2 separate regions of the Mus musculus genome follow, and region 1 is linked to region 2. A link is a contact called in ENCODE POLR2A ChIA-PET data. All regions are on one chromosome and are shown on one strand. Each heading gives the region's core, a stretch centred on a gene start or an enhancer-like site at or near the end of the contact. The rest is flanking DNA. Distances are from core to core; before and after follow the strand shown. Region 1 holds the start of Rpp30 (ribonuclease P/MRP 30 subunit). Region 2 holds the start of Ankrd1 (ankyrin repeat domain 1 (cardiac muscle)).

The links. ChIA-PET counts read pairs that join two places held with the same protein, here RNA polymerase II (POLR2A).
Region 1: POLR2A ChIA-PET joins it to region 2 with 17 read pairs in Patski. The contact joins the promoter of Rpp30 here to the promoter of Ankrd1 in region 2. POLR2A ChIA-PET finds 5 or more read pairs at or near these places in 2 of 5 experiments (Patski and embryonic stem cell).

Annotation. Positions count from the first base shown.
Region 1 is chr19:36,082,416-36,085,115 of GRCm38, reverse strand. It overlaps Rpp30 (ribonuclease P/MRP 30 subunit), which reads right to left and starts at 1,400. Exons shown (of 11, transcript NM_019428.3): 1 at 1,298-1,400; 2 at 1-50. The coding sequence starts at 1,379.
Region 2 is chr19:36,118,486-36,121,185 of GRCm38, reverse strand. It overlaps Ankrd1 (ankyrin repeat domain 1 (cardiac muscle)), which reads left to right and starts at 1,342. Exons shown (of 9, transcript NM_013468.3): 1 at 1,342-1,431; 2 at 1,788-1,967. The coding sequence starts at 1,405.

The DNA.
Region 1 (2,700 bases), core at 151-2,650, 36 kb after region 2:
CTTTTCCTTAAAGTCAACAATGTGATTGATGGCAACAACTGAGTATCCCACTGAAAAGAAAAATAGATCATTTAAAAAATATACTTTCTTGTTCACAATGATCATATTGATAAGAGATTCAAGAGTCTGGCATGACAATAGGGATGTAGCTAAGTGTCAGGATGCTTGCTAGGCATACACAGAGTCCTGGATTCAATTCCGAGACCTGGAAAATAAGGGGGTGGGGTAGGAGGCAGATCCTGAGCCCTACTGTTTATTGTGACTTAAGGTGAAGTTTCAGGTTCTTCACCTGTCCCATGATGTTAACAGCAGACAGGACTTTCAAGTGTCATGAAAATGAAGTGAAACAGCACCAGTATTTTAGAAGAGTGCACATATTTAGCTGCCACATTTAGAAGCCAGGCACATATTTAGGCTGTGGTTCATATTAACACAATGCTAAAGACTCAAGTTTTATGTCTTTCTGTCACCTTTGTTATCATTTCTTTCTTCTGCGATCCCCCTCACATTTGCTCCCTTTCCTACGGAGCAATGGAGTGATGACTCCCTCACATCTCTTTTGAGGTACTCTACAATAACAGACGAGGGACACTACAGGCTTGTCTTACCATCACAACAGACAAGTGCCCTGTCCCCAATACATTTAAATCACGACTCTTGTCTTTAAGTTGCCTAAAATACTGACAGGATAATAGTGTATTAATATTAAAAGAATAATGCATGGTAATGATAAAATAGCGGCCCTTCGTCTTCCCAGTCAGCCCAATAACGCCCTACTTTCCTTCCTCTCGAAGGGATTTGAGAATCTATTATTTGGCAGGCCCTATGCCAGGTGAGAGCTCACATGATCAACGTTCATCCTTAAGGCACTTGAGATGCTCGAGAGAAATAAGGTAACGCCCTTCCCATTCTCTAAGCTCCCACAGCAGTTCCTGCCCGAGACCCAGCTTTCTGTATTTGACAGATGCCGTGTGACTCAAAAGGGGCTGATACCAAAAGCACTGGCTGAGGGGACCAGTCCCTGTTCCTATCATTCATCAGCTCGCAGGCTCCATGCCAATGCCTCGACCCCTTAGGCCTCCGTTCTCTCCCTCTGCACGAATGACTGGGCAAACACAAACAACAACAGCTTTGTCAAGAGCCCGAGTTTCTCACCCAGGGGATCCGGGTGATACTGCAGCTATTCTCTGCCTTTAGGGACGTCAGGCAGATCACACGAGAGACCGGAATGGGGCCTGAAAAAACTACCAAACAAAGCTGGATGGTGTGGGGGACAGAGCCAAGCCAGTAGACTCACGGTGAGCAGCAGTCTCCACGAGTCCGCGCAGAGCCTTCAGGTCTGAGCCCGCTCTTAAATCCAAATCTGCGAACGCCGCCATGCTGACATCCCAGGAGCACCCGCGCGCCAGTCTGCGCAGCCGCCGTGTTGTCCCTCAGGCATGCTGGGAGTTTTAGGTTGTTCCTTGAGCTTTCTGGGATTTGTAGTTTTTCTTTCTCAGTCGTCTTGGGTCGTCTTGCAGAGACTTTCCTATTCCCTAGAATCCAGCCAAAGTTAGTGTGTTGGGACCTATAGCCTTACTTATTCATAATTTGAATGGGAATGTTTTGGTACTCTCTGATGGGGCTCAAATCTCCCATGCTCCTACCATACAGCAATGCAAAGTGACTCATTTTAAAGGCACCCATAGAGCATACCGATGTCAAGCAGACATTTCTAAGGTCTTGAAGCCTGTTTAAAGCTCTGGGGAGCCGGGCGTGGTGATACACGCCTTTAATCCCAGACCCGGGAAGGCAGAGAGAACTCTGAGTTTGAGGCCAACCTTCTTTATACCGAGAGTACCAGGCCAGTCTGAAATACAGAGTCTCAAAAGTAGTTAAACTAACAAATAAATGAAGATACATGGGAAGTTATTTTTCTTTCCTATTTCCACAGTACATTCCATTCTTTGAAAGTGGCCTTTTTGAAGTATTTGGTCTGTGGCTAAGATTATCTAAACTCTTTGGGCTAAGACAATCCGTTACAGACTACAACCACAAGATGGCAGAGTGCTCTCAAAGCTGATGGTTTAGCGCCAACACATCCTTTAGCCAGAGGACTGACTGGGAGGGGCAAAAATGAAAACATGTCTTACAATGTTTTTCATGAGAAACATACACATATCATTTGATGTTTCTACTTTTAAATGACCCTTTTAAAAATGAACTCTTTAATATTGACAGATCAATTATTCAACAACATAGAACACGATTTTTAATCTACTTGATGTAGAGGGCCAGTCCTTTACCCCTCTCCATTCAGTCTTTAGTTGCCTAGCATGCGAACCCTTCTGCGCATTACTAATAAGCAGCTCCAGCCTCGTGCAACTCAATAGGACTTCTGAACTGCTGGTCTCTCAAATAAGAAAAGTCCACTTCTCATGAGCTTGTCCGTTGGGATTATACCAAAGTGATGGAAATGTTTAGAAGCATTTTCAATTTCTGTACTAATCACAAAGAATATGGAGTCTTCTCCATCTGACCACACTACTGTAATGATCACTAATTTCCTACAAATTTCTGAAAGATGATGATGATGGCGGTGGTGGTGGTGGAGAGGAGGAGGAAGAGAAGGAGGAGAAAGAGGTGGAGGAGGCAGTAGCAGAGGTGGTATTATTAGTAGCCCAGGGTGGACTTAAATCCACAATCATCTTGCCTCAGTAT
Region 2 (2,700 bases), core at 93-2,592:
AGGACAGATAGGACAGAGAGAACACTAGGAGAGGGGAACCCACGAAGGACAAGGTATTAGTGTGTTGGTTTTCAGGGCAATGTCTTGTACTGAAGATTCTAGAAACACAATTTGCTGGTTGAACAGCTGAAGTGGGGTGGGGGTTCTTACCCCATGTTCATGGAAGGGTGAGTGAGGAGAGACAGATATATGATGGCCAGCATAACAAACATACACAACACCCTAATTAACACTTCCCTCTTCTACTGACACCCCCTTCACTCTCCTCTTTCATAAAAAATAAAAAAAGTATTTTATGTGGCTCTTACGATAGAATCTTTCCTCGAACTATAAAAAGATCTAAATATTTATATTTTTCACATTTTAATATCTTAGCGATGACAAGCCAGAAACAAGTATTTTTGCCTCTCTCAACAGCAAAGCTTGGGGCCTTTTTGTTTCCGTGTTAGGAATAGAACACGAGAGCCCCGTGTATCTAGGCAGATGCTCTATCATTAGCCCATGAGTCTCCAGCCTCAGACGCACATTTTTCTCGGGCTCTCTTAAGCTTTTCCCACAGCATTGGGAAACTTTACTGACAGCATCCAAGTTGTGCTTCTGCTAAGAACTGGACTCACATCTCTCTGTGCATCACTTCGGCCCGTTTTGGGGTAGATCCTCTGATTAGCCTTCAGATTTAGAACACGGTGAGCCTGTGGTGCACTAATTATGGCCAGTGACACCATAGAGTCAAAGTGCATTACTGAATGCTTTCAATTTCTCCTAATGCTGGTACGATGGCATGTCACAGGGCCATTTTAGCTGCAGACATCACTCCAGAGAATTCCAAACAGATAGAGACAAGTGGCACCCAGACCCATCTCCTTCCCCTCGGGCTGATTATCCCCAGAAATAGGATGTCCCAAAGCAACACTTCCCAGCCAACTGGAGTGCTGATAAGTCCAGTTATCAGAAAGATATGGCTGTAAGTGTGATGCACAGTGCTTGCATTTTCTTGATACGTTAGTCATATGAGAGCTGACAAAGAAGGAAAAAGAGCAGCGATGTGGTGCAATATTAACAGGCAGCTGTCCCCTGGCTTCCCGATACGTGGGATGACTCGCATTGCTGAGCGGTGTGGTCACTGCCAAAGGAATGACCCTCTCACATTTCTTCCTGATTCGCATACGCCGCGGCCAGCTTGTCATCTCCCTCTTGGGCTTCCCAGACACTAAGTCTGGAATGAAAATTCACCTGCCTCTGAATTGGCCACTGGTGGGGGCAGGGGTGTGACTTGGCTTCCCAGGCTGGAAGATTATCTCACCCAGCCCTAGCTATATAACGGGCTGGTGTGGAGGGGCTCCACAGGGCCAGTTCCAGGGGTTCATCCACAAGAGAGAAAAACATAGACTCACGGCTGCCAACATGATGGTACTGAGAGTAGAGGAGCTGGTATGTAAAACATCTTTTTTTTTTTTTTTTTTTTAATCTTGGCTTTTATTTGAAAATACAGATGGTTTTTCTTTCTCAGGAATAATGTGGGGTTGGCGTTAGTGACTTCCTAAGAGAAGGTGGTTGAGTGGGTTGAGTGGGTTAAAAGTGAATTTTCATGTGCTAACCTGATGCTCATCTTAATTGTGAGAGGAAGGCAGGCACCTGGGATACCTGGAGCTATGCTCCAGACAGTGCACCGCCTGAAGGTGGCTGTCGCTGGATGGAGAGGAAGGACCTCCTGTGGCATTGTTTGTGGACAGTTACCCCAAGATGGGTAGCTTTGCTTCTGACTTCAACATCTTCTTCACATACAGGTAACAGGCAAAAAGAACAGCAATGGGGCCGCAGGGGAATTCCTTCCTGGGGAGTTCAGAAATGGAGAATATGAAGCTGCTGTTGCTTTGGAGAAGCAAGAGGACCTGAAGACACTTCCGGCCAACAGCGTGAAGCAGGGGGAGGAACAACGGAAAAGCGAGAAACTGCGAGAGGCAGAGGTGAGGACCTCCCACAAAATCCTAGTGGGAGTGGGGTACGGAGGTCCCTGAGGAAGAGGGGAAGAGAGGAGGAAAACAAATAAAAACTGCTCTAAAGATGTCTTTTCACCAGATATGAAGCGCATGATGCAAAGAAGCAGTGCACATGGAAATGACTGGGGGAATTACTTTTGGATTCCTCCTGTGTGGAGGGTTGAATCAATGATTGAATGTGCTATGACCACGTTTTGATCAAAGGACAGACAGATAATGATAACCAGAAAAGCTCCAACATCACACACTGCCTACTCAATTTGAGCCAAGGCGATTTGTTCTTTTTGATAACATTGAGTTGTGGCCCACGGGTCATAGAATAAGCTTGCCATGTTTATTGAAATTTATTTATTGAATTTTTGTAGATTACTAACACAAATTTAGAAGTGCAGCAGTAATCTCCGTTTCAGAGACTCGTGAAGGAGAATGGCATCAGTATTTGTGAATTTATCTGTATTTTCTACCCTTGGTTAAAACATATGTTAGTTTTTGAGAATGAGAAAACAAATTCTATAGAAATCTGGGCTTTATGGTACTAATTACAAAATGATTACTGAGAGACTATGTCGTGCCTCTAACCAATTAGTCAAGGACTAGTTCTACAAGCAAAGGAAGTAAATATGACTTAGATTAAAATTAGACCCCAAATACTTTAATGAAAATAAAATCCCTGAAGTCAGACACTCACTTGAAAGTGCTT